2 separate regions of the Homo sapiens genome follow, and region 2 is linked to region 1. Evidence: chromatin loops called from intact Hi-C (ENCODE). Cell type or tissue: CD4-positive, alpha-beta T cell. All regions are shown on one strand. Links, peaks and the distances in the headings refer to the core of each region. The heading gives the core; the rest is flanking DNA. Region 1 has its middle 81 kb from the start of LINC01891. Region 2 has its middle 12 kb from the start of ARL4C.

Region 1 (11,039 bases), core at 4,141-6,640:
CTCCACCCACAAAAGGTACTGTGGCTGTGCTCATGGTGTACTGCACAGGCACCTTACAGGGGGAGGGGGCCAGTAGCTGAGAACAATAATGCATTCTGTGACCAGCCTTGAGGGGCTGGAAATTGAGGCACCAATGCTTTCCCTCTGCCTATTACACCGCACTTCCTCTCAACACCCTACCCAGATCCTGGCCCGTCTGATTGGATCTCTGATTCCAGAGCTGGGACTGTGGTTCTTACCTCTGGCACTTCCTCTCAACACCCCACCCAGATCCTGGCCCATCTGATTGGACCTCTGATTTCAGAGCTGGGCCTGTGTTTCTCACCCCTGGCACTGCCTTTCAACACCCTACCCAGATCCTGGCCTGTCTGACTGGACCTCTGATTCCAGAACTGGGCCTGTGTTTCTTACCTCTAGCTGGATTTCTATTCCACCTTGCAAAGGACCACTTAGTAGCATCAGCCTTCCAGCCCAAAAACATCACCTCTGGATGTACCTCCAAGACCAGAATGACATGCTGGTACAAAAACACAACCTCAAATCCAGTTCAAGCTTAGCACCATTTTTGGATCCATTAAATTAGATGGTTAACTTTCTACTTTCCAGGACCTATGTTCAAATTAGTGTCTCCTTCTAAGATCCTCACCCTTCCCAGCTTCTTCTAATTCTCTGTTGCCCCACTGCAAGGTGCCAACATGCTTTTCAGCCAGTAGAAGAGGCAGGAAAGATCTTTGTTAGTTAGGGCACCTCTGAGTCACTGCATGAAGGGACCTGTGGCTGGGAGGCCCCACCCTCCCTCCTCCTTGCTGGGCCAGCAGGGGCCAGAGCTCATTTCCAATTCTGCCCTGTTTGTGCTTGTTCTTTTTCCATGTAGTATTATCAAGAGCCCGTTTTTATGAGCTGCAACAGTGAGGTCTGTGCAAATAAACTTTCTGAGTAATAATAACTGTCCTAAATCATTTGCTCAGGAACAAACAGTGCTTTGCAACTGGCACAATCAGCTCCTCACATCTGAGTCAGGTTTGTAGCCTGCTTGAAGTGGATGCATGAGAAGGCTGCAGTGCTTTTAAGGGAACTGGAAGTTTCATTCATTGACTTGACAACCAACAAGTAACCAGAGAGAATAAACCAACCAACCAACAACAACAAATAGGATTACTTGCAACAAGGAAAGCAACTTAGACAACCCCAAATTTAAGAAAACAGAGGAAGAAAGGCGCCCACTCCCTCGTCATCTTGGCTATCATTATTTTTTAATTTTGCTCCAATCCCTTTTCATGTAAAATCTAAGAATCGCTGTTACGTAAACTTTGGTATCCAGCTTTTTCTTTTTTTAAAATTAACATCAATAGATTTTCTTCATCATAGTTGCTTTTTGTGGCTGAATAATTTTTCACATACCAAAAGGATTGTACGCATGTTCCATAATTTACTTAGCCAACTCTCTTACTGCTGAACACTTAGGTGATTTTTACTTTATATTTCTGCCATGATAAACAATACTATTATGAACACATTTATATTTTCAAATTTGTACATAATATGAGCTTGTGATTATTTGATTTTTTGGGTTTTTTTAGGCATTAAAGCTAGAATCACAATAGTAGGGGTAGAGAATGATACTACGTATTTACAAAAAACCTAAGAAAAATGATGCTGATTTTCTTGTATCTTCTGGAATCTGTAGAAAAGGCCACCCCTTTAAGAGCTTATGACCTGCTACCTGCAGCTGACAATGGGTGTGCTATGAGAATGAAAGTTGGATGAACGTGTTGTAAGAAGAAAACACATCTTCCCCTTCTACCCACCTTAGGTTCATTGGCTGGGTCCCCTGTAACCAAATGCAGATTAATAAGAGCAAAGTCAGCCGGGCGTGGTGGCTCATGCCTGTAATCCCTGCACTTTGGGAGGCCAAGGCAGGCGGATCACCTGAGGTCAGGAGTTTGAGACCAGCCTGGCCAACATGGTGAAACCCCGTATCTACTAAAAATACAAAAATGAGCTGGGCATGGTGACTTGTGCCTGTAGTCTCAGCTACTTGGAAAGCTTGAACCCAGGAGGTGGAGTTTGCAGTGAGCCAAGATCGTGCCACTGCATTCCAGGCTAGGTGTCACAGTGAGACTCTGTCTCAAAAAAAAAGCCAACAAATTTATTTAATAAGTTTTACATGACACAGAGCCCTCAAATGACATGAAGACCAGAAGAAACAGTTAAACCTGTGTGTTTTTATGCTGTTTGATAAAAGATGAGAAAGCCATGGAAGGATGTGGTAGGTTAAAGGGGATGAGTAAACTGAGGGAAATTTAGCAAGTCCTGTGTGTTCAATTCCTCTCCGTGCCCCTGTGTCTTCAGAAGAGGGGCACCTCTCACATGAGGGTCTTGTGGCCTGCTTCAGGGGAAGGTCAGAGTGCAGGGGAAGGTCAGAGTGCAGGGGAAGGTCAGAGCGCTCTTCTTGCACTTGCCACACCTCAATATATTTTTTTTTTAAGAGACAGGGTTTCACTCTGTTGCCCAGGCTGGAGTGCAGTGGTGCAATCATGGCTCACTGCAGCCTCGAACTCCTGGGCTCAAGTGATCCTCCTGCCTCAGCCTCCCAAGCAGCTGGGACCACAGGTGCATGCCACTATACCCGGGTCATTTTTTTTTTTAACTTTTGGTTGAGACGAGGTTTTGCTATGTTGCCCAGTCTGGTCTCAAATTCCTGGCCTCAAGGGACCCTCCCACCTCTGCCTCCCAAAGTGCTGGGATTATAGGCGTGAGCCATCTCACCAGGCCTATAGTTCTTTGGCTTAAAATACTCAATGTGCTAACATGCTGTACTTTGAGGTAGTGTGCCTTGAATCCCATCAGTGTCCTTCTTATCTCTCATATGCAGGCTTATTTGTAGAATAAATGGATCCTCCCAAGAAGGGTTCATGGAGAAAATTCCCCCTTGGGTGTCAATATCTGAAAAACATGGCCCTGAAGTGCATATTGTGTTTTATTTTACAAACATTATGAATCCTGTAAACTAGTGGTGTGGATGTCTTGGCTTCAGCTAGCAGAGAGCTGGTGCATTTGTGGCTCACTTCTAGCTAATATTTAGGATCATTTGTTATACATTTTTCTGCTAATCATACCTTTAATTTATTTCCAGTATGCTGCTGCTATTTAAAATTATGTTAAAAAGGAATTCTTGGTAATGTAAAAAAAAAAAAAAAAAAAACCTCAGAACACAGTAGTGTATGCTCTATACAAAATGACATTTTTTAAAAAGACAGAAAAGGGCCAGGTGCAGTGTGTCTCACGCCTATAATCCTAGCACCTTGGGAGGCCGAGGTGGGTGAATCACCTGAGGTCAGGAGTTCAAGATCAGCCTGGCCAACAAGGTGAAACCCTGTCTCTACTAAAAATACAAAAATTAGCCAGGCGTGGTGGTGGGTGCCTATAATTCCAGCTACTTGGGAGGCTGAGGCAGGAGAATTGCTTGAACCCTGGCGGCAGAGATTGCAGTGAGCCAAGATCATGCCACTGCACTCTAGCCTGGGCGACAGAGCAAAACTGTGCCTAAAAAAGAAAAAAAGACAGAAAAGAAATACATCTGGAATTAGAAGTGAGTACTGGGGAGCAGGGGGGATTATGGATTATATTTTTCAAGCTAGCTTTTGTGAAGTTTTTAAAACATGAACATGCATTACTTTTATAAGGCTAATGGGAAAAACCATTAGCTTTGGAAACCAAAAAAAAAAAAAAAGAAAGCAAGTGAAGATCCCTCTGTGCACATGGGGCCGGCACCATTTACCTGTAATGGCATCAGGAACATTAGGAAATTGGAAACGGGAGCATCAGCACTTGCACAATTTAATAATTTGCTGATCACTGCCATGCATTAGACTTTAACTATTTTGTCTACAAAGCATGAGCATGCCTTTATGTAGTTAATGCAGCCACATTAAACATTTATATGATGTCTATTTTCCCAGGGCTTGTTTGTTTTCACTTTTTCATATCGGGAGCTGATGCAGCTGCTCTCTGTCTTCTCAGGTGAGGCTCCTGCAGGTGGAGAGGCAAGAAAGCCTCCTCTGTGGCATGCCCGAAGCTGCAGAGAGCTTCTAGGCAGAAAAGTTTGCCTTTTTTTTTTTTTTTTTCCCTCTTTCTCTCCCCTCTGCCCTCCCAGGGCATTTCCTGGGTGTCACGCTCGTGTTTCATTTTGATTGATGCTAATGGCATTTTCAAACTGCAATTTCCCAGGCTTACTTAAAAACCATACTTGGAGATTGTGATAGCAATGTTTCCAATTAACACAACACTCTTCACCCAAGTTTTCAATACTTGGTTAATTCATGGAAAATGAACTCAAAGGATTTAAGAAACTATTTCTCTCCCAAAACAGTTGTGCATTGGAAACACGATCAAGTTCTGAATCTCTAAGCATATCCTGCATGAAAATTAGCTCCATGAAATTAAGCTTCCTTTTTTATTTTTTTGAGACAGGATCTCACTCTGTCACCCAGGTTGGAGTGCAGTGGTGCAATCATGACTCACTGTAGCCTCAAACTCCTGGCCTCAAGCAGTCCTCTTGCCTCAGCCTCCCAAAATGCTAGAATTACAGGCATGAGCCACCACACTCGGCCATAATCCCTTTCTTATGCCTCCTTCTTAGGGTTGCCAGATAAAATATAGGGCATCCAGTTAAATTTAAATTTCAAGTAAACAACAAATAATTTTTTTTTAGTATAATTGTGTCCCAAATACTGTATCATTTTTCTCCCCTAAATGATGAACCTTCCCCTCTGGTTAGAACTGGCCATGTCCAGAAAGGAAAATTTGATCAGTGCCTTATTGCCATAGTGGTGTAGTTGAGATCGGATTTGGCAGTTTAGACAAAATGGCTCATTTGATGCTTTTCTTCAAGGACAAGGTGATTTTTACTCTGTCAAAAACAAATTAAAAAAAAAAAAGTTGGCCTTTGCCAATTCGATCTTTAAACTTGTTGCCATTTTGTTTTTGATTCATGAGTCATGATGTACCCAGCTATGAAACAGAAAAGGTGCTTTGCCCCGTGGGCAGAAGAGTTGGTTTTTGTAAGGCAGCTTGAGCAGGAACAAGGAAATAGCATAAGACAAACCAGAGGTGGGGTGGCATCAGGTCACCTCAGGCTGCCTTCCTCACAAGGATTGAAGCAGAGGGACTTTCTTACCACATAGCTTACAACTGGATCTCCCTTCTGATTTCTCAAATGTCAGATAAACAACGTCGTTTCAGTTTGGTGACATGGAATTTAAGTATGAGTGACTCCATTTTGGAACAACTCTGTGGGGCTGCTTGGAAGCCCCCGGAGAGAAGCCTGAGCTGCATCTCACCGTGTGTTTCATCCATGGCGTGCTCCCAGCTCTAGCGTGCGTGGAGAGAGGTCATGGAGTGTGGTTGCTTTACTTTCTACAAAAGTTCCGAAAGCAGGAGCCCACTGGGTGAGCTGGGGAAGGAACAGAATGGGAGGGGGAGAGAGGAGGAAGTCACTGCAGCTCGTGATCTCACCCCTAAACCTTCTGTTAGTCAAGTTCCTAGCCCCACAAAACGCTTGGTGTGAGTAGATACCTTATGTAACTGGTGAGGTGCCTGGGCTTTTTTATCATTGTGTCTAAGGGATGGAACAGAGGCAGCTCACACAGACTCAGAAGCATTTAGGACAGAAGAGACCACGAGGAGGAGCCCCCTGGGAACTTGCAGGAATGGTGGAAGACTGACAACGTCCCCCTGACATCTAGGTTACAGTTTTAGAGTAGACGGAGCTGTGCATTTGGCAACTAACTGCCTCTATTCAATTCTTGTATCTACTACTACTAGCTGTGTGATCTTACGCAAATAACTTAACCTCTCTGATCCTCAGATTTCACATCTTTAAAAACAGAATATTAACACCTACATCCAGGGTCTCCTTGAGACTTAAATGAGGCATGGAGGTGATGCACCCGGTAGGTAGTAGGAGTCTCCAATAAGTTAGTTGTCTTTTTCTCTTAATTCCACTATTTCTAGGAGGTGAATACACTAGAAAAAAGTTTGTACAGCTGAATAACTAATCATACACAAACAATGTGGTGAACAATTCTTTTCCTACAACTTTCAGGTTACAGAGGAGGGGCGGGGAAAGATGACGTCACAAGAGCAGGGTTAGTTGCACCAGCAAATGAGGCAGGTTTCCGTACCCCTGCAACCCCCGCCTTGCTGCACACGTGCACACACATACACACACGCACACGCTCAAGAATGGGTCCTCCATCCTCCAATGCCAACTTTTATTATAGTTCAGTCATTTGAAATTACTCGTACCAAGTCTTTTCTCCATTTTTGTGCATAATTGAATAATCCAGCTACTTAACAAAGGCCTTCGTGTATCTTTATTCTTCCTCAAACCCTTCAAAAAAATGTATAACTTTTGCCAAAACTTATCCAGAAGTACCAATGTGCTTGCGATTAGGACTTCTTTCCAGTTGAGCTCACTGCCATATCTAAATCTGTGTTAGCTACAGACTCCACACAGAGAGACCCATGAACGAAAACTCAATCTACACCATGGGCATCAGGGCTGCTTTCAAGGGTTTGATTCAACGACAGTCTTAATCGGAGTGCACAACAGCTGGTGTAAATCCAAGCCTTCGCCTTGGCAAGAGAGGAGCTGCTTTCAGAGCAGGCCTGATGGGTGAGGCTGGAGAGGCAGGCTGCCTTTCTGATAGAGCTCATCAGGGACTTCCCATGAGAGCCGCCCGCAGTGCCTCAATGCTGAGATAGAAAAGATGAGTTTAGTGAGAGCTCAGAGTGGTTGTACATAAGCAAAACTGTGATCTCCCAAGAGAAGGGCAGAGATGGCCATGCAGATGGCTGCAGGCACATGCAGATGCCTGTGGCTTTGTCCTCTCCCCTGGAAATGCAGAAGAGAATGGTTCCCTTGTCCTCTGCTCTCTCTCAACCATCCTGCAGGAACTTATAAGAAACACCTTTGTCATCGCCTAAAGGGAGTGAGGAGTGAACTGTAAATCTCAGGTCTGGTGTAACGAGATGATTTTTGCAGTAGGATAGAACATTTTATCAATCCTAAGAGCAACATTCCAGTCTTTTTTCAGATAGGACCACTCCGCTAGCATAGATTTAACCCAGAAATTAGGAACGCAGAGGACTGATTGTATCCCCAGTGGCTCTAGCCAGAAACAATTATCCACTTGGCTCATTAAAACAAGTAACAAATGGCTAATTGTCTCCACAATTTGCCAAGTGCTGGTTCAGTTACTTGTGCCTGTGAACTCAGGAATATGAAGAGAGGCTGGCAAGAATAGAAGAGGAACTAAAATTCTGCCATACATAGATGGGTCCATCATTTTATTTTTTATTCTCTTCCTTAGTGTGGGGAGAGTGGAGCAGGGGGTACAAAAAGAGAAGGATTGAACAGGATGACCCTATGTTACTTTCTGTGTTTCAAGTACTATGATTCATGGTGAAACAAAATGAATAGAATCATACCAGATCTGTGATCAGTTTCAGCAGAATATACATCATCATGAAGTCCCCAGGAGAGGTGAACAAGGAAGGAATGCTCTCCTCACGTTTCTGGAAGTTCCCTGAGGCCCTGCCCAGCTTCTCTTTGGTGATAGGTGAGACCCAGGTGCAGCAGCCCAGCCGTGCTGGGGGGGACTCGGCCTGAGCAGAAGGCAGCAAGAGGAACCTGGGTCCACCCTTCTGTCCTAGTCCATTAGTGCTGTTACAACAACATACCCGAGAATGGATAATTTATAAACAGCAGGAATTTATTTCTTATACTTCTGGAGGCTGAGAAGTCCAAGATCACTGCACCAGCAGATCGGGTGTCTGGTGGGAGGTCTCTGCATCATAGATGGGGCCTTCTACGTGTCCTCTCATGGCAGAAGGGCCAAACAGATGCACCCAAGCCTTTTTATAAGGTCATGAATTCCATTTCTGAAGGCGGAACCCTCCTGACCTAATCACCTCCTAAAGGTCTCACCTCTTAATGCTGTTGCATTGGGGGTTCAGGCTCAACATGAATTTTGGAGGGACACCAACATTCAAATCATAGCACTTTCCTTCTGAAATTATTGGTAGGATGAAGCTCTGGACTTCTGCCTAACACCTCCCTTCTTCCCTTTATTCTTCTGCATTTGCATCTAGCTTGATTTTTTATTTTTCCCAAATTTTCTGAAGATCAGAAAATTGTATCAGTAAATTTCCGGTGATAAAACACCAACAGCCCGTTCTACTCTTGCACAGTCAGGACGGGGTGTGTCTGTGCTGAGGACAACAGGCAGACTCAAGTCCTCTGTCTTCTTCAGAGACACCCTTGAGAGCAAACAAGGAAAATGAAAAGGAAGTTAATAAAAATAAATATTAGGCAAAAGATCATAAAAACTTTAAATGGGAATGAAATAAGAAAGAAAGAGACACAGGGAAGGAGAGAGATGGTGTCTGGGAGATCCTTCTACATGAAAAGTTCCCAGCAGGCAGAGATGACCCTTATTTATTAGGCTGGTGCAAAAGTAATTGTGGTTTTGCCATTAAAAGCTGCAATTACTTTTGCACCAATCTAATACCAGAAGACTCACTCTCTGCTTCTCTCTCTCTTTTTTTAGATGGAGTCTCATTCTGTCACCCAAGCTGGAGTACAGTGGCGCAATCTCAGCTCACTGCAACCTGCTTCTCCCGGGTTCAAGCGATTCTCCTGCCTCAGCCTCCCCAGTACTGGGACTACAGGCGTGCACTACCACGCCTGGCTAATTTTTTGTATTTTTTAGTAGAGACGGGGTTTCACCATGTTGGTCAGGCTGGTCTCGAAGTCCTGACCTCAGGCAATCTGCTTGCCTCACCTCCCAAAGTGCTGGGATTACAGACGTGAGCCACTGTGCCTGGCCCTCCCTGCTCTTCTTGTCCTGCACTGAGCATCTCCCACCTTCTAGCAGATCTGATCGATCAGTTTGTTCCAGTGTACAATGACTGATGAAGGCTGAAATATTAGTCATTTACATTATAAAAATGGATAATTGAAAAATGTGCTGATTATCCCCCCAAAAGCCATCGAAAGTAGCAGGCATTTTAGACAACCCCATTCTTGCTGGTTTCTCAACTTCATTAACCCACGAATGAAGAAAATAACAATATAAATGTTGAATTTGTGCATACGTGTTATTGCTGAATTTTATAAGTCATACTATTCTTTATATTCAGGAGCTATATTGAGCAAAATGCATCATGAGGAATGATTTAATTTGGATGCCTTTGTAAAACTCCATGGGCAAATTATTGCCAACCACAGTCGTCTGAACAATCTTTCTTGCTCTGTTATTTTTCACATTTTTCAAATTTCCATTGGCAACTGAGAAGCCCATTAGGATTATCAGGGCATTTTCCCCTTTTATCAGAGGACTCTTAAAGGATCCTTGAACTCAGGGGGGCATGAACCATTTAGCGTTGGGATGCCAGTGGGGTTTTTTGCTCTGGAAAGGAAATGGCAGGGGTATGGGGAAATGGGCGGTGTGTCAGGAAGCAACGTGTCTTTCAGATGCGGCATGCCTGAGTTTTAGGACAATTATTTAATGTGTTTGAATTTGTGTGTTTTGTGGATGCTGATGCTCAAAATCCACAAAGGCAGAAACCGCAACCCCTCCTAAGCTTTTCTTCCAAGCCATGCCTGACAGCACGCACATTGCCGAGAATGATTACTGAGCTCAGGGTGTGACCTTTTCAGGGGGACCCTCGGTGGGATGCTGCTTGGGAATGCAGCCCTCCCAGGCCACCAGCAAGGGTGACTAATGGGACCAGCTTTTTCAACTTCTTTCCCAAGGGCAACAGAGAAACTCCTGGGTAAGTTTTGATGGGGCAGGATGAGCACAAACCCCTTCCTAGGATCTTTCCCAGAGCTGCACATCTGCTCCTACCCACCACACCAGAATTTCACAACATTTCATTTTTAATTCCACCCATGAGGTCAGCATTCCTAAGTAACAGCTCTTTGGGACATGTGAAAGTGAGAAATCACCCATATTTTCTTAGGAAAAAAACCAAAAACCAAACGGCCATTAACCAGTGGCTCGCGCTGGGACATCTGAGACGTCTGCTTTTTTTTTGCTGAATGCAGCACCTCTCATCTTACCCGGCGCAACACCATCTGCTGCGTTGTGCCCAGAACCTAAAAAGAGCATGTCTTGGCAGAGGAGGGTGTATTTAAAGGCCATCGACAGCAGACCAGCTTCTCATTTTAAAGAAACACAGAGAAAAAGTCCTTCTATCTGAGGCATTCATGAGAGTCGTCGACGGTGAAACAAAAAGCTAGTTAAGAAATTACAAATATTTAGAGTAGGTTACTTTAACTTAAGAGACACAAATATAATTTGTTGGAGATAAAAATCCCTCTTTTGATGTGAGAACCAAGTTCTGTTCTTTGAGTGAGGTCTCCTTGCTGGAATTCTGCATCATCCTTCTTGCAATACTACCTCTTCATTGCATCATCTGATCTTTTCGGATAAGATTTCTTTAATGTAGAGCAAGAACTTAGAAATACACAATGCACTATGTGGGTAAAATCTTTCTTTTTTATTCATAATGTATAAAGTACAACTATATACCAGAACAAAGATAGTAATTTTTTTTTTTTTTTTACTTTAGGTTCTGGGATACATGTGCAGAACCTGCAGGTTTGTTACATAGGTATACATGTGCCTGGGTGGTTTGCTGCACCTATCAACCCGTCATTAAGCCCCACATGCATTAGGTATTTGTCCTAATGCTCTCCCTCCCCTTGTCCCCCACCCCCCGACAGGCCCTGGTGTGTGATGGTCCCCTCCCTGTGTCCATGTGGTCTCACTGTTCAGCTCCCATTTATGAGTGAGAACATGTGGTGTTTGGTTTTCTGTTCTTGTGTTAGTTTGCTGAGAATGATGGCTTCCAGCTTCTTCCATGTTCCCGCAAAGGACATGAACTCATTCTTTTTTATGGTTGCATAGTATTCCATGGTGTATATGTGCCACATTTTTTTTATCTAGTCTATCATTGATGGGCAT
Region 2 (11,039 bases), core at 3,229-5,728, 110 kb after region 1:
TGTGATGTCGGGTGTAGGTAGTGACTGCCAGCATCTCTTGAGACTGCACATCACCTCGGGTCATGCATGCAGCTATTCCGAGGTCCAAGCATCTTAAGATTCTAAAAAAAAAAAAAAGGTTACGAAAGTCATGGATACTGAGAGATGTCCTTGAAATCTGACAAAACAAGTCTCATGAATATGTGAGGCCACACCAGCAACCAACTGGTATTGCTGTTTCCCTTCCTGCCCCATGTGCTGGCAGGGGCCGTTGCAATAGCCACGTCATGAAGGCAGAGCTGCGCATTTTCCAGGTGCTCTCCAGCTGTGGGCATGCATTTCCCTTCTGTAGCGTTCACCCTCTACACTGGGTTCGGCAAGTGTACATGCGAGGGCAGCCTATCACGCGTTGCATCTGTCTTCTGCAATACTGAAACCATGGCTTCGTTCCTTGCTACTCAGACCAGCAGGGTCAGCATCACCAGGCAGCTTGTTAGAAGTACAGAAGTTTGGGCCCCACCTGGGCCTAATAAACAAGACTTGGTGTTTTTCTAGCAAGTGCTCCAGGTGAGTCCTATGTGTATTACAGTTTGAGAAGCAAAGATCTATAGAATGTGTTCATTCCAGAGCAAGTCAGTAAGAACGGTAGATTAATGTCTAACTTGAATGGTGTTGATCATAATCCTAAAAGGGAACCGGATAGACAAGAGTTAATCTGAGTTTAAGAAGATCCAGACACAAAGACCGATCTGGAAGATCAACTTGGTCAAGGAAGAACAACTTGGAAACACAAGAACCCTTTTTACAGACTATTGAGTCCTTGGCTGAACTATAATGATGAATGAGTTCCTTATAGGAGTATAAGAGTGTAAATGTGCACACAGGTAGACATTCAAATGCTTTCATTTGGCAAAGCACCTGCAATTGGAATCAGCATCCTGACTTTACTGTAAGACAAACGGCAAAGTCACAGCCTACACCATGGAGTGCTGTTCTGGAATCAGTGCATATTTCTGGGAGTGTGAAAACCTAAGATCTGAAAGATGAAAGAAGAAATGTTAGAAATCATTGGTCAATGGCACCAGGCTGTTTTTTTCTTTTCTTTTTTTTTTTTTTTTTCTCCCAGGCCTGTTCAACCCTTGAGTCTTACCAGAGGAACCCTCTAATGTGATTTAGTACTCAAGGGCCCAACTGTAGCAGTTAAAGTGGATAACAGAAACTCAAACAAGCCCTCGTTAATAACTTAATTAAATCTGCCTGGGATATCATTTTCCTTGGCTGTTCAAATTTAGTCGTATAAGAATGGCAGTCTCTACTGGGTACAAACAAGTAAACTGTGATATCACTTATCATTCTCATCAGGCTGGCTAGAAAGGAATCCGTTCCTAAGGATCTTTCAAGATGACAAGTCTTGTCAGATAAGGTACTATGTTTGGGTGGGTTTTTTCTTTTTCAATTTTTTTATTTTTCTTTTTTCTTTTTTTTTTTTTTTTTTTTTTTTTGAGACAGAGTCTCGTTCTGTCGCCCAGGCTGGAGCACAGTGGCATGATCTCAGCTCACCGCAACCTCTGCCTCCTGGGTTCAAGTGATTCCCCTGCCTCAGCCTTCTCAGTAGCTGGGATTACAGGCATGTGCCACCATGCCCGGCTAATTTTTGTATTTTTAGTAGAGACAGAGTTTCACCATGTTGGCCAGGTTGGTCTCGAACTCCTGACCTCAGGTGATCCCCTAGCCTCGGCCTTCCAAAGTGCTGGGATTACACGCATGAGCCACCGCACCTGACCTCTTTTTCAATTTTAAAACTTGAGATAAAATTCACATACTATGAGATTCATGTTTTTAAAAAACAATGTTGTGATTTTGAGTGCATTCACAGTGCTGTATAGTCATCATCACTGCCTAGTTCTAGAACATTTTCATCACCCAGAAAAGAAACCCTGTACCCACTGCTGTCAATCTCTCCCACCCACAACCCCTCCAAGCCCCTGCCCACCACTCATCTACTTTCTGTCTCTCTGATTTGCCTATTGTGGACATTTCCTATAAATGGCACCATACAATATGTGTTCTTTTGTGTCTGGTTTCTTTCACTTAGCATAATGCTTGCTATGTTTATCCGTGTTGTAGTGTGTGTCAGTGCCTTATTCCTTTTCATGGCTGAATAATATTCTGCTGTACAGATATACCACATTTTGTTTATCCATTCATTAGTCGATGGACATTTGGGTGTTTCCACTTTGGGGCTATTATGAATAATGCTCCATGAACATAAATGTACGAGTTTTTCTGTAAACACATGCTTTCAACTCTCTTGGGTGGAGACCTAGGCGAGGGATTGATGGATCCGTTGGTAATTCTGTTTATTTTTTTGAGGAATGGCCAAATTGTTTCCACGGATGCTGCAGCATCTAACATCTCATCAGTAATGTATGAGGGTTACCAACGTTTGGTTTCCCGGTTTTTGTTTTTTATTTTAAAATTATGGCCATCCTCAGGGGTGTGAAATGATGTCTCATTGTGGTTTTATCTGCAATCCAGAAATGATTAATGATGTTGAGCCTCTTTTCCTGTGCTTATTGGCCATTTGTATATCTTCTTTGGAGACGTGTCTATTCAAATTCTTTGCCCATTTTTAAATTAGGTTGTCTTTGTTGTTGAAGATAGTATTTTTTTTGTGTCATAATTGGTTAAATTAGCTAAAGGTAAATGGTTTTTGCTTATATCACTACCTTTAGCAGAGACATTTTCACCTGGCAAAGCATATAAGAGACAACCTAATGGCTGTCTTATACACTGGGTTTCTATGGCCACATCTATAAAAGTTTCCCTTGAGATGAACAGTATCTTATTGAATTGAACAGGGAGAAATTGATGATGAGGATTAACTTGATTTGCTCACAAAATGATGTTATAGACCGGGCAAAGTGCCTCACGCCTGTAATCCCAGCACCTTGGGAGGCCGAGGAGGGCAGATCACCTGAGGTAGGGAGTTTGAGACCAGCCTGACAACATGGAGAAACTCTGTCTCTACTAAGAATACAAAATTAGCAGGGTGTGGTGGCGCATGCCTGTAACCCCAATTACTTGGGAGGCTGAGGCAGGAGAATCACTTGAACTCTGGAGGTGGAGGTTGCAGTGAGCCAAGATCGCGCCAGTGCACTCCAGCCTGGGCAACAAGAGCGAAACTCCATTTCAAAAAAAAAAAAGTTATATTCACTAACATTACTAACAAGAGAAGTGATCTCCATGTCTCAGTTTTAGTATTTCCATATAAAATAGTAGAATCTTATTTGCACTTATTTTGGAGCAGATTCTCCAATCTTGTTGAAGAATTAACATCCCACCAAGGTTTAGGGGCTGTCACAAATGTCACATACACGGTTCCTTCAGGAGCATCTGTGTCTCATGATAGGTTATTCTTAGTACTTGCAGCTCTGTGAGGTAGGTCTTATGCACCAATTTAAATATAGGGAAACAGGCTGAGTGAGTGTGTGACAATTTACTCAGGGTCACACAGCTAATAAGTGACAGGAATTGAATGAAAATATTGTTCATTTATTTAGCATCTTCTATGGATGTGGACTCTGAAAAGTTAAGAAAATTACCCAGGGTCACATGGTAGTTATGAACCTGAGCTACAGTTTGAATGTACACAGGCCTGATTCCAAAACTGCCACCTGCTCTGAGGTTACACTGTCTCTTTTGGCATTTTTGTTAATTCATACCACATTTCTCATTCTAAGTAAAAATCCATCTAAGCATGGTGACATGCATATCTCTGAGTTGTCTCCTCACTGTGGGATTTGACTTACCTCACTCCTGGCATAGCAGGCTTATTTTTCTGCATTCAAATATTTATGCCAATATGTTACATCTCAAGATAGTTTTTTTTTTTTTTTTTTTTTTTTTTTTTTTTTTTTCAGACAGAGTCTCACTCTGTCACCCAGGCTGGAGTGTAATGGCGCGATCTTGGCTCACTGCAACCTCCACCTCCCAGGTTCAAGTGATTCTCCTGCCTCAGTCTTCCGGGTAGCTGGGATTACAGGCATGCACCACCATGTCTGGCTAATTTTTGTATTTTTATTAGAGACAGGGTTTTGCCATGTTGGCCAGGCTGGTCTCAAACTCTTGACCTCTGGTGATCCACCTGCCTCGGCCTCCCAAAGTGCTGGGATTATAGGCATGAGCCACCGCTCCCAGCCAATATAGCATTTTAGCACGGATTTTTACCCTGAAACTCAGCTATAAAACTTATGTAATATTAACAAGATAAGAGCTCCCTGTGAACGTAGGAGGCTGAATGGGAAGTGGGTACAGGGCCAGGTGTAATCAGTGAATAGGCAGCTGTCCCCAGTGCCTTCTGTGAGGACTTCCCCATAGTTTGTGGTTTCCTGGTGTCTTGAAGCTAATTAAACTTGGAGATTCAGATTCACGACGTCTCAATTCACAGAAATCATGAGTTATGGTTGAATGGCATCCCCTGCAAAAGATATTGAAGTCTTAACTCCTCGTACCGTGAATGAGACCTTATTTGGAAATAGAGTATTTGCAGATGATCAAGTTTAGATGGGGTCACTAGGTGAGCCCTATTCCAACATGATCATGTCCTCACAAAAAGGTGAAATTTGGACACAGAGACCTGCACACAGGGAGAATGTCATGTGAGGGTTGGGGTGATGCTGCCGCAAACAGGAAAACCAAAGATTGCCAGCAAACCACCAGAAGCTGGGGGAGAAGCCTGGAACACACACCCTGGTGGCCTCAGAAGGAACCAACCCTGCTGACACCTCGGTCTCAGGCTTTCAGCCTCCACAACTAGATGACAACACAGTTCTGTTGCCAAAGCCCCTCTGTTTGTGGTGTGTTGCCATGGCAGCCCTGGGAAACTAACACACCAACTCACAAACCAAAATGTAAACGGGTTAATTTGCCGTTAGAGTTGTACCTGCCAAGGGGGCATTTATTTGTGTCTGCTGTCCAGGCTCTCCACCCCACGTAGGAAAACCATGGCAGCCATCAGTGGCCACACTGGCTGTTGAAAGAGTGAGGTCTCTGCTGCCAGCGTCTCTTGGGGTCTCCTGTTTTCCACGCCTTGTTGGCTGGCCTGGGCCCTGTGGGTGGACACCATCCTTATGTGGATCCACTAACTGCTTTGTCCAGATCTAACTCTGGCCAGGACAGTAGGCTGTCTCTTTAAGTTTCCTTCTTATATACCGATACTCATCCGTGACAAATCGACATTACAGTTTGACTCTTACAGGTGAGCCATATTTTCAATGGGGAGGGTGTCTTCTGTTGCTTCCAGTTTCCTGATTATTTCTTCTGAAAACCAAGGGTTATTCATCATCCAATAAACACTAAATGGTATTTAGGTATTCCTAAGTATCAGGCCCTGTGCTAGGCTCTGGGGATTTAGAAATCAACACGTTGGATAAAACTCTCTGCCTCCGTGGTGCTTTCATTCTAGGAGGGTGTGGTGGGCAGAATAATGGTCCCCCAAATGCTCATGTCCTAATTGCTGAAACCTGTGAATATGTTACCCCACACGGCATAAAGAACGCTGTGGATGTGATTAAGCTGAGGACCTTGAGGTGGGGAGTTTGTCCTGGATTATTTGGGTGGGCCCGGTGTCTTCATAAGGGTTCTTATAAGAGAAAGACCAGAGTCAGAGAGAGATTTGAAGGTGCTGTGCGGCTGGCTTTGAAGATATTAGGTTGGTGCAAAAATAATTGCATTTTTTACCATTAGTAACGGCAATTACTTTTGCACCAACCTAATAAAAGGGAGGCCATGAGTCAAGGAACATGGGCAGCCTCTAGAAGCTGGAGAAGGCGAGGAACAGACTCTCCCCTGGGGCTGCAGAAGGAGCAACCTCTGCTGACACCTGGATTTGAGGCCTTCTGATCCCTAGAACTGTAAAAGAATGCATTTGTGTTATTTGGGGCCACTAAGTTTGTGGCCATTTTTTTCAGGAGCAGTGGAAACTAACACATAGGAGAGACAGACAATGAACAAATCATTGAGGAAAATGCGTATTATGTCAGTGGAATTATGTGCCATGGAGAAAAATGATGCAGGGAGGGGAGAGACAGTGAGGGATGGGAGTTACAATTTAAAATGAGGCTGGGCAAGGCTGGACCCAGAAGGGGATGTTGGAGCAAAGACCTGAAGGAAAGGAAGGATGGAGCCAGGCAGTCCCTTGGGGGACAAGTGTCCTAGGGAGAGGGAACTGCCAGTGCAAGGACCTCTTGCAGGCTTCCTCAACCTCAGTGCTATTGACATTCTGGGCCAGATCATTGTCTGGGGAGCTGTCCCAGGCATGGTAAGATGTTCAGTGGCATCCTGGCCTCTACCCACCTGATGCCTGTAGCCCCCTCCCCTTAATGGTGACACCCAAGCATGTCTCAGGACATTGCCATTGCACCTGGAGGACAAAATCACCCATGGTTGACAGCCACTGCTTTAAAGGGACCAGAGAAACATGGCTGAGGCACGAAATTTTCTGGGGTGCTGGCATGATACAAAGCCAAGGTCCCAACAAATGAATGAATGCTCTGATGCTTGCATTCAGGGAACAGCAGCATCAGCCTCACTGGGAACTTACTAGAAAAGCAGAATCTCATGACATACCCCAGCCCCACCAAGTCAGGATGCGCGATGCAACGGAATCCCCAGGCAGGCAGTAAGTATGCCCATCAGATTTGAAAGGCGCTGGTTCAGAGATCCCTGTGCGGTCCTTCTCAGCTGCAATGGTGGTGGATGCTGCACCAATTAGGAGTCCATTCATGAGACAGATATCCTGGGGTACCTGCCATGTGCAAGTTTCCAGCTCAGGGCTGTGTAGAGCTGCCTCATGGCAGGTGCACAGGCTCTGAGGTCAGACTGCCTGGGTTCAAATCCTCACTCTGCATAGTAGCACTGTGACCCTGGCAAGGCACCCAGCACCTCCAAGCCTGTTTCTGTATTTCTGTAGTGAGGCTAATGATAAAAATAGTCCTGATTCCATGATGTTTACTGTCAGGGGTAAGAAGGACAGCCCAACTAACATGTTTGGCTCAGTGCTTGGCACTCCAAAAGTGGTCAACCTTTGTTTTTAAGAGTATCTATCTGTCTGTCTATCTGTCTGTCTGTCTATCCAAAGGAGGCAGTTGGTGGAGGCAGGAAGTACATGCCTACCTCATAGTGCTTCAGAGAGGATTAAATGAGATGACTGTCAAGTGCTCAATTCAGCATCTAATATAAAACAAACACTGCATGAATGGCAGTAATTAATATTATCAGAATAATTTCTTTTGAGAAAATGAACAGTGGTAAAGGGCTTAACAATGAATGACGTTCTCAGCTGTTTACTCTGAATTACACTCTTGTGGCCAGAATGTCCTTGGCTCCTTGGCAGTAATTGTCAAACCAGGATGGGAGCAGTCAGTCCTTCCACTCCCCCAGCCTGGGCCAAGCAAGGCAGGTTTCCATCTGCTTGTGACCTCTTGTCACACACAGAGAGGGTGGAGAGGCTTCTCTCACATGGCAGCTCTTGTGGGGAGCTCTCATTGTTTTTGCAACATCAGGGTTGGTGATGGTGTCTGAAGGATAGCTGAAATCCCAAGCCCTGAGTTCAGGCAGTCCTGGGGTTGGTTATTCCAGCAGTTGGATGACATTTTCTAAGACCTAGGTTCCTTTCATATTTCCTTTCTGCCATCCTCAGTGTCTGGGTTGGCTCTCCTCATGGGATCAGGATGGCTGCAGTCACTCCAGGCATCACATCTTCATTTGCTGAAATTCAGAGACAGCAAAGGAGAGCCATATGGTCCCTATGTCTCATTTTCCAATATAAAATTTTTTTTCCAAAGCCCACCCGCTCTCTCTTCTACAAAAAGCCTTTCCTTTCATCCTCATTGGTCAGAATGGCAACAGGACCTATCCTAAGCAAATTGCGGGCAACAGGAATGATTGATTTTATGGTTGATATTAATTTCTCTTAAAGCTGGGGATAGGGTAGCCTTTTCTGAATACAAAACCATGAGACAGAAGGTGCCATCCAAGCAAAATCAGGGTCCTGCCAGCAAGATAAGATATTGACTGTATAGGTTACCTGCAGTGTCTCCTTCTGAGGCCTTCACCCCATATCAGACCCTTTAATCTCTGATTCCAGCATCCAATTATCTATACAATCAGATTCAGGAAGAGCAGAATTAAGACACAGCCTGGATTTCAGGGGGAAGTAGTCATTCGCAATACTTCTGCAGGAAATTCTTAACTCTATGACAGCAACCGGATTGCAGGCAGACCACACATCTCCCTTTAGGTTGATGGAGCCCTGGTTTAGAACCCGGAGCTGGGCCCACACCAAGATTCCCATCCATCCCAGGATTTCTAATCAGTTAAGGCATCTCTTGGGAAGAACTCCATGGAGGGGACTAGTGGGCTGATACACCTGAGAAAGGCTCCAGGAGAGAGAGCCAGTGTCAGATAAAAGGGGGATTCTGGGATGGCACAGCATTAGACACTCAGATAATCCCTGGGCTCTTTGACTCCTGTGTTCCTTATGTGCAAGAGCAGACACTGAGGAGCCAGGCCCCCGAAATATCTGCAGGACATTGAGAATGGGGCGGACCCAGGTGGGGTCACCAGTGTTTGGGGTTAGCAGTTTGAGCCATCATGCTGATCATGATGATCAGCTTCTCCAAAACCTGCAAAACTGGCACTGCCTCCAGGAGTCAGGGAAGGAAAGGAAGTGGAGGAGGCTGAGGACATGTGGAGGAGGCTGAGGACATGTGTACAATGAACATCCCTCCCTGCCCCAGGAAATCTCTGAAAGAGTTGGAGAAGGATTTTGAGGGGGGCAGAATTCTTCACATGGCAGGTACCAGGACCACAGAGTAATATCCTTAGGGAACATACATTGCTTCTGGCTCTATCCCAAGGCTGGTGTGGCTTGCAATGGTGGGTTTGGTTAAATTTGTGACTTTCTCTTTGGTAAAATGATGGATGCTTTGCACTGGAGTCAAGCACCTCACTTGATCATTTAGGCCTGACTCACCTACTAGAATATCAGCCCTCTGAGGACAAGTGCCTTTGCCTATATCACAGTCTCCCCAATATTGTGGGTGTCACTATTGGTTGTCCATTCTGTTTTTGGAAGCTTTTTTATATGATAAATACAGCATCCCAGCACACTTCAAATTACATAGCAATGCAAATTTTCATTCATGTAATAATGGATTCAAACACATATTTATGAAATAAACTGTTGCAATGATCATTACTTACCATGATGCCTTTTAAATGTTACAATTGTAGTTTTTTTAGTTGTTATGAGGCATAGGCAGTTGAAATTAACTGCACAGTGAGTTAGCGTTTAAGGAAATGGAAACACCCAGGAGTAGCCATTAGAAGAATGAGAATTCTGCAAACCACAGATAGAGGAGGCTCATTTCCCCCACAGCCACTTACTGGAAACTTCCACTAAAGATTCAATGCCCAGAATCTCACAAGGAAAGATGTTTTCCCTTAGGAAGTCTCCTTTGGTTTACTCTCCATGAGCTGGAAGTCTTATCAGTGAAAATGAAGAGGGAGCGAGCACCAGGGCTGTTTGGCCTGTCTGTGAAAAACAGACCAGCAGAATTCCCCTACACGCAGGAGGGGGCATCCTGCCATCAGCGGGGAGAAGGGGTCACAGCCGAAGCATCATATGCATCCTTGCCGTGTGTGTGACTTGCCTTGCAGCTTGCATGGTGCTTTTCTGTCTAGTGTTTCATTTTACCTTTAAAACAATACTGAGAGGTAGGCAGGATGGGGATTCTCAGCCTCATCCTGTAGTTGAGCGGTCTGAGGTTGAGTGGGGTTAGACAGGTGACTCATTCAAGATCACATCCCCAAATGCAGACCCAGTGACACCTGACACTCCTCCCTGTCCATCCTCTGTGGGGTAGGCATCGTCCCCGACACAAACACTCCTGAAAGGAAAACTGAAAACAAAATTGTTCAGGGACAGAATCTGAAGCAAGAGGGGTTGTCTTCTAGACACTGGGAGGTGCTAAGGAGAGAAAGCAAGGTGCAGTGCTGGGATGTCGGCAGAGCCCTGGCAGTGGGGGAAGGGGGAGGGGAAGGAGGTCACCCTTTCTGTCATCAGCATGAGGGTGGTGATGCAGGCTGGCAACACAAACCGTCCATCCTCGTCTTCCTAGATCCAGAGCCCCAGATTTATTATTATTTATTTTTTTAGACGGAATCTCGCTCTGTTGCCTAGGCTGGAGTTCAATGGTGCAATATTAGCTCACTGCAAATTCCGTCTCCCGGGTTCAAGAGATTCTTATGCTTCAGCCTCCCAAGTAGCTAGGATTACAGGTGCCTACCACAATGCCCGGCCAATTTTTTGTATTTTTAGTAGAGACAGGGTTTCACCATGTTGGCCAGGCTGGTCTCAAACTCCGGACCTCAGGTGATCCACCTGCCTTGGCCTCCCAAAGTGCTGGGATTACAGGCGTGAGCCATCGCGCCTGGCCCAGAGCCCAATATTTTTTAAACTGCAGAACCTTCCTGATCAAAGGGCAGCAGGTTAGTGGAGCCTCCAAGAGCCCAGCCCTTGGGTTGAAGGGATCTGGGTCTTAAACTAGTTCCACCCTCGCAGAACATTAGCTAATCTCCTCTGAACCTCGGTTTCCTCATCTGTAAGTGCAAATAAAATTAGTTGATCTCTTGGGGCCTTTGGGAGGAAAAATTATCAAGGAAGTGAAGCACTTAGCATGGTATCTAGCATATACTAAGCACTCAGTAAAGGCTGCAGTGGCTATTACCATGATCATCTAGGACTAACAGGGACTATAAACCAGGCTGTGCCTAATGTTACTATGTTACAGTAATTTTAATTAACAAATGCAAACGAGATGCTCGTCTTCTAAAAGGCATGTTATAAAAACAACTTTAAAAATTGCTTGTTTTGGTTACTTCTTTCACACCATGCTGCCATGCTCCATGCAGAATGCAGTCACAGTTACATCCTGCATTAGGAGCAGTTCACGCCCAGAGTTGTGTGTAAGGTGGTACCATTCAAAGAAAGCCAC

What was found. A loop is a pair of places that touch in the nucleus more often than their neighbours do. Peaks named below come from ENCODE experiments on the same cell type or tissue, not always from the same donor. Only the 100,000 strongest peaks of a DNase experiment are listed, where the experiment ranks them.
Region 2: it touches region 1 in a loop (2.2-fold over the local background); 14 of 110 quality-filtered maps call a loop at or near these places.

What each region holds. Positions count from the first base shown.
Region 1 is chr2:234,368,171-234,379,209 of GRCh38, forward strand. No RefSeq gene overlaps it. Among named protein-coding and RNA genes, the nearest start is that of LINC01891, 81 kb to the right of the region's middle. RefSeq lists enhancers at 1-66, 67-566. In CD4-positive, alpha-beta T cell, for the core only: no CTCF peak of the experiment used is centred there; a DNase peak (open chromatin) is centred at 5,101; H3K4me3 peaks cover 106 bases; H3K27ac peaks cover 169 bases.
Region 2 is chr2:234,479,339-234,490,377 of GRCh38, forward strand. No RefSeq gene overlaps it. Among named protein-coding and RNA genes, the nearest start is that of ARL4C, 12 kb to the right of the region's middle. In CD4-positive, alpha-beta T cell, for the core only: a CTCF peak has its summit at 4,722; DNase peaks (open chromatin) are centred at 4,343 and 4,763; H3K4me3 peaks cover 828 bases; H3K27ac peaks cover 1,995 bases.